2 separate regions of the Homo sapiens genome follow, and region 2 is linked to region 1. Evidence: read pairs that join two places in POLR2A ChIA-PET (ENCODE). Cell type or tissue: GM12878. All regions are shown on one strand. Links, peaks and the distances in the headings refer to the core of each region. The heading gives the core; the rest is flanking DNA. Region 1 overlaps PSMA3-AS1 (PSMA3 antisense RNA 1). Region 2 overlaps TOMM20L-DT (TOMM20L divergent transcript).

What was found. ChIA-PET counts read pairs that join two places held together with the same protein. Peaks named below come from ENCODE experiments on the same cell type or tissue, not always from the same donor. Only the 100,000 strongest peaks of a DNase experiment are listed, where the experiment ranks them.
Region 2: POLR2A ChIA-PET joins it to region 1 with 6 read pairs; 17 of 35 experiments call an interaction of 5 or more read pairs at or near these places.

What each region holds. Positions count from the first base shown.
Region 1 is chr14:58,279,352-58,284,735 of GRCh38, reverse strand. The region is part of intron 2 of PSMA3-AS1 (PSMA3 antisense RNA 1); the gene reads left to right. It also overlaps the pseudogene HMGB1P14. Among named protein-coding and RNA genes, the nearest start is that of LINC00216, 6.0 kb to the left of the region's middle. In GM12878, for the core only: no CTCF peak of the experiment used is centred there; DNase peaks (open chromatin) are centred at 3,119 and 3,396; H3K27ac peaks cover 930 bases.
Region 2 is chr14:58,384,001-58,389,384 of GRCh38, reverse strand. The region is part of intron 1 of TOMM20L-DT (TOMM20L divergent transcript); the gene reads left to right. Among named protein-coding and RNA genes, the nearest start is that of TOMM20L-DT, 9.0 kb to the left of the region's middle. In GM12878, for the core only: no CTCF peak of the experiment used is centred there; no DNase peak of the experiment used is centred there.

The DNA.
Region 1 (5,384 bases), core at 317-5,316:
ACCCAGTGCCCGTCTGGCTCTCACTTGACACCTTTTATTTTTTTAAGGATTCTTAAGTCATTTAGGTTACTTTGTAGGTTTTTCCTGTGCCCCCATAAGAATGATAGCTTTAAAAATTATGCTGGGGTAGCAAAGAAGATACTTCTAGCTTTAGAATGTGTAGGTATAGCCAGGATTTTTGTGAGGAGGGGTGATTTAGAGCAAATTTCTTATTCTCCTTGCCTCATCTGTAACATGGGGATAATAATAGAACTGGCTTGACAAGGTTGGAATTAGTATTACATGGTAAATACATGTAAAATGTTTAGAATGGTGCCAAGTATCTAGGAAGTACTTGGGTATGAGGTGGTGGTGGTAACATATGTAATACTCTTACGTGCATATCATTCCAAGTGAGTTTTAAATGTATACATTTATTGCATTGATATACAGACATTAAGCATCTAGACTCTCTTGTCTTGATTCTGAGACCCTACTAAAGGTCATATCCACCTCTCTCCAACCTTATTTTTTACTACTTCCCTTCAAGCATCATATGCTGCAGTCACATTGAACTATCATGGTTCTCTTGTACAAGCCATATGTTTTCTCATTTACTTATGTTCATACTGTTCTCACCAATTTGATTGTTATCCCATCTCCTTGTATTCAAATGCTACCTTTTAAGTGAAGTTTTCTGATAGTTCAATAGGTAGAACTATATAGGTAATCATCATGTGAATTTCATGTTTCCTCTTACATGATTCTTTACCACTTTTTGTATTGCACTTTAGCCTTTTATTTACATATGTCTCTCTTACTGTGTTGTGCAATCTTTACAGGCAGAAAACTGTACCTTTTTCTTCCTTGTAGGTTTAGAACCTATCATAGGCCTTGGGACTTAGTAGGCATTCATTTGTGTAATGAAAATTTATAAAAGGTATCACAAGCTAAAAGGTTATGTTTAATGGACAAATGCATGCCAGTAAAAATGTGTTTTGTCAGTGTTTGTACATTCAAGAATGTCCTGGCCAGTCACTTAAAATGAAATCACTTTTTTAAAAAAAGATTGTATCTCTAAATAACCACCAGAGAATGGTTTTTCTGCTTGTTGTTACCTCATTTTTCACAGATCTTCCTAATAATTATCAGTGGTACAAATGTGGGAAAAGTTCATCCAGGGCTAAGGGTTCGTCACCTGCCAGTAGTGGGATAGATAAGCCACGTGGCTCAATAAATTATTGAACCCATAGTGTCACCCTCCAAGTATTTTTCTTTTTTAATCACAATACCATAATGCCTTTAGGTGTGAAACTGGGTATAGCCTAAGAATAGGAACTGGATGAGATATTTCATGAGGACACTTGATCCTTGCTTGCTGTGATATTGCTAAGGGTGTGGCATCATGATTTGGACAAAATGAGAATGGCAGGAATTGGGGAGATAAAATATCAGGCTCATAGGCCTTCATGGAGTTAAAGCAGTATTGTGTGTGCTTAGCTCCAGAATTCTCAGAATTTTTACAATAATTCAACAGGACGTTGGATTGAATAAGCACTTTAATACTGAAACACTGGATTTGAAAACTGGATGTTATGTGTTCTACTCATAAGCCTATTACTCATTGGCTGTGACCTGGGATACATCACTGCTTTTGCTTTTAGAGAATGAGGGTCATTGGGCTAGGTATTTACAGCTCTTAATATTTTAGGGTTGCAGTCTAGCACCGTATTTTTAAAACAAGAATTCTAAGCTTCTAATATCCACCTGTTCTTTGCAAGGTTAACTTTTTTTTAACAAACTCTGAGAATCAGAAGTCTTAGACATTTACTTGATAATTTTAGCATTTGAGGAATTGGCTGATGTTCCTAGAATCAAATTCTGACAGAAACTTTAATGCCCCCTCTATCTCACTGTTTTATTTAACAAGAGTTCTGATTGCTTTCATTGGTTGGTAAAACAGATATTTCAAGTAATAGCCACACTGATTAATTTCATTATGGTGACATTTCATTAATGTCATTATGGTGACATTTCAGTTTTATGTATGTCTATACTGCCCACACACAAAAGTACTACCGTGTGATTCAATATTTTCTTCTGTAGTTCATTTGTATAAAAAATCAGATGGGCTGGGTGCGGTGGCTCACGCCTGTAATCCCAGCATTTTGGGAGGCCAAGACGGGTGGATCATAAGGTCAGAAGTTTGAGACCAACCTGGCCAATATGGTGAAACTCTGTCTCTACTAAAAATACAAAAGTTAGCCAGGCGTGGTGGCGCGCATGTGTAGTCCCAGCCACTTGGGAGGCTGAGGCAGAAGAGTCGCTTGAACCCAGGATGTGGAGGTTGCAGTGAGCCGAGATCATGCCACTGCACTCCAGCCTGGGTACAGAGCAAGATGCCATCTCAGAAAAAAAAAAAAAGTCTGATGTGATCCACAGAAGTGGTTTCATGACTTAACTGTAGGTCTGTCTCAACCTTCTTTGGACAGGGTGAGGAATCAACTAGATAACGTTTTAAATTTGGTACTTTAACATTTGCTGGGCACTTAGATATACTACTACACTTATGTGTAATAGCTTAGACGTTAGATACAAATTAATCATTACCTGAAAAATTCCTAACAGCAGTGGGTTGAGTGGGAAAAAAGGCATGGAGGATGAAATCATGTTCTTTTTTTTTTTTTCTTTTTGTTGGCGTGTTTGATAGGTTTAATATGTTACTGAGTCTGCCAGTTCAAATAGCCCACTTAGGGATCTTAGGGATTTGTATTTATTTACATTTAGGGTTACCTCAAATCCTATGGCAAGCAAAAAAATAAAAATAAATCCCCAATTATTTCCCTCAAATCAAACCAGAATTCCTACTGTTTCTCAAAAAATCTTAGTTTCTTAGTCTATATATGCAATCATAAAGCTTCTTCCAGTGTTTGTATAATTTTGGTGGCCTAGATCTTGGTCAGATGGGACAGGGAGGGGAATTTTTGTATGAAGGAACATAACCAAAAAAAAAAAAAAAAAAGCACCACCTTCTTGTTTCTTATTCCTCTGTGTATCATGTGATACTGCTTTTAAGGCCTTAGAATTGCCGAGGCCATGGTAACCCAAGGCAGACTTGCTGTTTTCCTCTCAGATTTGAAGTTCTGCATTTTATTAGTCACGAAGAACTAGTCTGTTACCAGTAAATACTTAAGACACAAAACTTGCTTCTCTGTGCTGCTGTGTACTTCCTGTTTTGTCAGATTTCCATTTAGGGAAAAGAATGGATTTTATGCTAGGCTAGCTTCTCCTGAAATTCAGTTTGGAAGCCGTCCAGATATCTAGGGCGGGTGGTGGGGGAGAATGGCATGTCTTGTCTATATATGATGTCATTTGTCAGAAAGATTCATTTGGCTGCTTATCATGAAAGAGAGGGTTGCCAGGAAGGAAGAGAAACCTTTTGCTGTCAGAACTATTTAGTGTATGACTTGCCTACTTTGTGGCTTGCCTTTAGGCTTTCCATGTCAAATGTGTTTGAGGTTGTGAATGAATTATTATATTGCCTATGAAGGAAGGATCTATGTTCATTTCTAGTAGGTTTTTATTCCAGAAATATGTAAGAACTGTATTTAGACACATTTGCTTCACTTATAGAAGAGACAGGTCAAAGGTTAGATGGTAATTAGAACTGGGCTACATTTTAAATGTTGAAAATGTTTTGGGGGGAAGTTGCAGTAAAACCATTTTAAAAATCTTTTGCAGCTAAAATAGTAAATAGAACACCTAGTTATAAATGATGAATTTTCTGTCAGTTTTTATCCTATGAAATGAAATTCCAATTAGTTGTTAATAGAATGTGTGAGTAGAATATGCTTTCAGTGTAATCCTGAATCCTACTAATACTGCTGGTAACGGAATATTGTTTTGCAATGGTGGAACCAAAGCTCGTCTATAAAATTCTCTTTGACCAAATTGACCTGGTCTGCATTAAGTCAGAGCTAATTTTCTCTTTTTTGACCTGTCAGTAAAATATGAAAGATGCTTTTCAATCCCTGACCATTAGTGAACAGTTACAGAATTTCTTCTTTATTGGCACCCTGGCTCTTCGTTCACTCACATGTTGGAAATGTTCTCTTAACATCTGTATGTTGTCTTCCTTGGGAGCTGATGTTGAATTCTAAAATATTTGGAACCATCCCTATAAATTTTCTGCCAGATTCTTCCCTCCCCTTCCCCCCACCCCCCACTCTTTTTTTCATCTAGGTGTATGTATGCTGCTATTTCCGAGACATACATTCCTTACACAATCATGAAAAAAAGTTTTCCTAGACACCCATCATCCCTTACTGCTTCATCCCCCATTTTGCTTTCTAAATGTCATCTCTTCCTTTTTTTTTTTTGAGTTGGAGTCTTGCTCTGTTGCACAGGCTGGAGTGCAGTGGCGTGGTCTCGGCTCACTGCATCCTCCGCTTCCCAGGTTCAAGTGATTCTCCTGCCTCAGCCTCCTGAGTAGCTGGGATTACAGGCGCCTGCCATCACGCCTGGCTAATTTTTATATTTTTAGTAGAGACGGGGTTTCATCATGTTGGCCAGGCTGGTCTTGAACTCCTGACCTCAGGTGACCAACCCATCTTGGCCTTCCAAAGTGCTGGGATTACAGGCGTGAGCCATCACACCCTGCCCTAAGTGTCATCACTTTAAAAGTAACCTTTTCTCTTACCCTATTCTCCTTTTAGTAACCTGTTTCCAAATCAGTGATTCTCAAATTTTAGAGTGTTAATAAGAATTACCTCAGATACTTATTGAAAATACAGATTCCTGGGTCCCTCTTCCTACCTAGTGAGTTCAAATCTGTAGAATTCTGACTTAGGTGATCTTCGAACCACACTTTGAGAAAGTTGTCTGTTGCATGCATTCCCACTATCATGTAAATTCTGTCCTTCATATTTTTACATAATCTACTTTGTTTTAATTACTGGAATCTCAGAAGTTTTTTACTCATAATTATTGATAAGCTTTTTCTCCTGAATTCACTCATTGGAGGGGTCTTCCACTAGGTGTCCAGGAAATGTTCCCAAATTCCCTTCCATATTTGTCAGAATTTATGTTCTCTCCTCCCCAAAGCACATGTTTATAGTTCAGTGTAGACATACAAGTATATGTATACACATCTCTTTTTTACTTTTTTTTTGAGGCAGGGTCTCACTCTGTTACCTACACTGGAGTGCAGCAGCACCATCTTGGCTCACTGCAACCTCTGCCTCCCAAGGTCAAGCAATTCAACTGCCTCAGCCTCCCAAGTAGCTGGGACTACAGGCGCCTGCCACCATGCCCGGCTAATTTTTATATTTTTAGCAGAGATGGGGTTTCACTCTGTTGGCCAGGCTGGTCTCAAACTGCTGACCACAAGTGATCTGCCCACGTCG
Region 2 (5,384 bases), core at 208-5,207, 100 kb before region 1:
TTAGGTTTTCTGATCCATGTTGTGATCTATTTAAGGTTGTGATCCACTTTGTTTTCATATATCTTGCAAGGTATGGATCCAAATTAATTTTTTGCATATGGATGTCCAACTGTTTCCCTCCCTCCCTGCCTGCCTTCCCTTCCTCCCTCCCTCCCTCCTTCCTTTCTTCCTTCCCTCACTCTTTCTCTCTCTTTTTCTTTTTGAGGCAGAGTCTTGCTCTGTTGCACATGCTGGAGTGCAATGGCCTGATCTCGGCTCGCTGCAACCTCAGCCTCCTGGGTTCAAGCGATTCTTCTGCCTCAGCCTCCTGAGTAGCTGTGATAACAGGTGCCCGCTACCACGCTCGGCTAATTTTTTAATTTTTTTAGTAGAGACGGGGTTTCACCATGTCGGCCAGGCTGGTTTTGGACTCCTGACCTCAAGTAATCCGCCTGCCTTGGGCTCCCAAAGTGTTAGGATTACAGGCGTGAGCCACTGTGTCCGCCCTGCACCATTTCCTTAAAAGGCTGTCTTATCTTCACCATATTGCCTTGGCACCTTTGTCAAAAATCACTTATCCATACATATGAGAGCGTATTTTTGGCTATTCAGTTCTATTGATCTATTTGTCCATCTTATTCCAGTACCACCCTGTTTTTGATTACTATAGCTTGATAATAATTATTGAAATTAGGTAATGCTAGGCCTTCAACTTAGTTCTTATTCAAAGTTCTTTTCGGCTTCTCTAGGTCCTTTGTATTTCCAGATGAATTTTATAATTAGCTTGTCAATTTCTACAAGATGCCTGCTGGTATTTTTATTGGGATTGCACTGAATTTGAGGAGCAAAGAATCTCAACAATACTGTTTTATGACCCATGAACAAGGTATAGTCCCTCATAAAGACTGTCTTTGTCTCAGCAATATCTTGCAGTTTTCAATATAGAGGTCTTTCCCATCCTGTCAGATTTATCCCAATATATTTCATATTTTTATGCTACTGTAAACGGTATTTTAAAATTTCCAATTATTCAGTCTTTATTGCTAGTGCATAGAAATCCAAATGATTTCTGTATATTAAACTTGCATCTCATAATCTTGCTAAACTCACCAGTCTAGATACCTATATGATTTCTTTTTCTTACCTAAATGCTCTGGCTAGAACTCCTAGTACAATGTTGAATAGAAGTGGTGAGAGGCCGGCCGGGTGCGGTGGCTCACGCCTGTAATCCCAGCATTTTGGGAGGCTGAGGTGGGCGGACCACGAGGTCAGGAGATCGAGACCATCCTGGCTAACACGGTGAAACCCCGTCTCTACTAAAAATACAAAAAATTAGCCGGGCCTAGTGGCGGGGGCCTGTAGTCCCAGCTACTCGGGAGGCTGAAGCAGGAGAATGGCGTGAACCCGGGAGGCGGAGCTTGCAGTGAGCCGAGATCGCACTACTGCACTCCAGTCTGGGCGACAGAGCGAGACGCCATCTCAAAAAAGACAAACAAACAAAAAAAAAACAAAAACAACAACAACAAAAAAGAAGTGGTGAGAGGCCAGGTGTGGTGGCTCATGCCTGTAGTCTCAGCACTTTGGGAGGCCAAGATGGGAGGATTACTTGAGCACAGGAGTTCAAGCCCAGCTGGGCAACATAGTGGGACCCTATAACTATAAAAACTACAAAAATTAGCCAGGCATGGTGGCGCGAGCGTGTACTCACAGGTACTTGGGAGGCTGAGGTGGGTGGATGGCATCAGCCCAGGAGATGGAGGCTGCAGTGAGCTGTGATCCAACAACTACACTCCAGCCTGGGTAACAGAGTCAGACCCTGTCTCAGGGAAAGAAAAAAAGCAAAAAAAAAAAAGCAGCAGCAGGTAGAGTATATATGTGTCTCATTCCTAATCTTGAGGAAGGCCAGGCATGGTAGCTCATGCCTGTAATCTCAACTCTTTGGGAGGCCAAGGTGGGCAGATCACTTGAGGTTAGGAGTTCGAGACCAGTCTGACCAACATGGTGAAACCCCATCTCTTCTAAAAAAAAAAAATACAAAAATTAGCCGGGCGTAGTGGCAGGTGCCTGTAATCCCAGCTACTTGGGAGGCTGAGGCAGGAGAATCACTTGAACCAGGGAGGCAGAGGTTGCAGTAAGCCGAGATCATACCACTGCCCTCCAGCCTGGGCAACAGAGTGAGACTCCATCTCAATCAATCAATCAATAACTTGAGGAAAAACATTCAGTCATTCATCATTAAATATGATGTTAACTATAGGTTTTTCATAGGTGTCCTTTATCAGTTGAAGAAGTTCCCTTCTATGCTTGCTTTGTTGAGAATTTTTATTGAGAACAGATGGATTTTGTCAAATGCTTTTTTCTGCCTCATAAGGTTTTTCTTTTTTAACTTAATATGGTAAATTACATTGATTTTTATTTTGTTTTTGAGACAGGGTCTCACTCTGTTGCCCAGGCTGGAATGTAGTGGCATGACCATAGCTCACTGCAGCCTTGAACTCCTGGGCTCAAGCACTCCTCCTGCCTCAGGCTCCCAGGTAGCTGGGACCACAGACATGCACCACCACACCTGGCTAATTAAAAAATTTTTTTTGTAGAGACTCACTCTCATTATGCTGCCCAGGCTGGCCCTGAACTCCTGGGCTCAAGTGATCCTCCTGCCTCAGCCTCCCAGAATGCTGGAATGACAGGCGTGAACCACTATGCCTCACTGATTTTTAAAAAATATTAAACCAATCATGTATTCCTGAAATAAATCCCACTTGGCCCATGTTGTATTATCCTTTTAATATGTTGTTGACTTTTATTTACTGAAATATTGTTTAGAATGTTTGCATGTATTTTCGTGAAAGATATTGGTCTTTAGTTTTCTTCTCTTGAAATGCCTTTGTCTGGTTTTAGTGTCATACTAATGCTGGTCTTGTAGAGTGATTTAGAAGAAATCTTCTTCAGTTTTTTGGGAGACTTGGAGTTGAATCACTATTATGCCTTCATTAAATGTTTGGTAGACTTCACTACTGAAACCAGCTGGATCTGGAGTTATTTTGTGGGGAGTTTTTTTTAACATCAATTCCATTTCTTTATAGATATAGGGCTATTCAGGTTATCAACTTCTGGAGTGAGCCTCAATAATTCATGTCTTTCAAGGAATTTTTCTATTTCAGCTAAGTTGGCAAATATATTGGCATAAAGATGTCCATGATATTCCTTTTTTTTTTTTTTTTTTTTTTTTTTTGAGAGAGTCTCACTCTTGCCCAGGCTGGAGTGCAGTGGGGCGATCTCAGCTCATTGCAACCTCCACCTCTAGGGTTCAAGTGATTCTTGTGCCTCAGCCTCCCAAGTAGCTGGGACTACAGGCACATGCCACCATGCACAGCTAATTTTTGTATTTTTAGTAGAGATGGGGTTTCGCCAGGTTGACCAGGCTGGTCTCGAACTCCTGACCTCAGGTGATCCGCCTGCCTCAGCCTCCCAAAGTGGTGGGATTAACAGGCACGAGCCATCATGCCTGGCCTCCTTATCTTTATAATAGCTATAGATACAGTATGTAGTGATCACGACCCTCATTCCTGATACTGGTAGTTTATGTCTTCCTCTTTATTTCCTGATCAGCCTGGATACAGGTTTATCAATTTTATTGATCTCCTCAAAGAACTACAGTTTATTTTTGAAGTCTATTATTGTTGTCACATTGAGTCCATTGTGCTAAAATGCTACTATGCCAGAGCAGTATATGGTAAATAGAAAGCACTCTATCAGTATTCATTGAATGAATCAGTGAATGAAAAAAAAGGAACCACCGATTTCTCCATGTAAAGTCCTTTTATTAGGACTGTTCTAGACAACAGCAGTTAGTCTTTAGACATGAGACCAATCTGTTTTGAAATCAGCAATTTCCTTATCTCTTATTTATGTCTTTAGTACTAAGAAGATAGAACTCAGTAGCACCTTCAGAGGCCAAGTGAAATGAAAGGTTTGAGGAAGTGCCCCAAAAGAAGGCTAAAAGGAGATGAAACTTGCTACTGGCAATGAGGGAGGGAGGGAACCTTGAGAAGAAAACAGATGGGGATGCTGGAGACACAGTGGATCAGAGAAAGAGTAATAAAACTATAACACAGTAATCTTGGGATATTAAAGGTATATGAAAGAGTTTAAACTCTAGTAACAACAAATGAAGGTCATACCCAAGAGTGATGACTACCTCAGTCATTACAGTAAAAATTTCAACTTAATAGCATCGGTGTTTCAAAAAGGTATGTGAGAAATGCTCAGATATTAAAGGAGAAGGGGTACATAAATTGACTTAGGAAAATTGTGAAAAATAGGATTTCCATTTATATGTAACACTGAAAAGTAATATACCGGGCCTATCTACTTCCTGACCTATTTAAAGGGAAGATTTTAAGATTTCTAGTCAAAGAAGGAAGCACAAAAGGGCCATGACATACCTAGGTGGAGAAAAGCAGAAATCTCTCATTGTATTCACCAGGCTAAAAAATCACCAACTTGATTAAACTTGAGTTCTAGTCTCAGTAGCAGCCAAACACAGTGGCCTTGGGTTTGCATGCCTCCTATGCTGTTTGTATTTTGGAAGGTTTTTTTCCTCTAATGTTCAAACTGCACACATTTAGAAGTATATACTTTTTTGCCCCCTACCTTCAGGTATTTCTTTATAGAAGTACATACTTTTATTAATTTTCCTATAATGTATTCACCTATGAAACCACATCCACCACCCCCAAGCTTTCCTCGGGCCCCTTTGTAATCTTACCCTTCCATTCCACCCCCTCCACATACCCCACTCCAAGTTTCCAGGGAACCACTGATTTATTTTGTTACTATACATTAGTTTGTATCTTCTATTTTTATATACATGGAACCAGAGTGTATACTTTTGTCTGACTTCTTTCACTCAGCATAAGTATTTTGAGATTCATCTATTTTGTTGCTTATGTTATCAATTTGTTCCTTTTTGTTGGTGAGTTGTATTCCATTGTATGGCTATGCAATAATTTACTTATCCATTCACTTGCTGATGGAAATTTGGGTTGTTTCAAATTTTTGCCATGATTTATAAAGCTGCTATATGTAGACATATGCTTTCATTTCTTGGGTAAGTACCTAGAAGTGGAATAGCTGGGTAACTTCTTTAACTTTTTAAGAAATTGTCAAAAATTTTCCAAAGCATTAACTCTTTCCTGAATTGAATCAAAAGAAAAACAAAACATAACATTTTCCAAAGTGGCTGTACAATTTTGCACTCTCACCAGCAGGCTATGAGAGTTCCTGTTCCTCCACATCATCCTCAACCCTTGGTATGGGCAAAGAGAACCTTTGGGATCTGGGATTCTTCTTATTGGGATTTATAAATACATTCATTTATAACTTAACTATTTGTACATGGACAA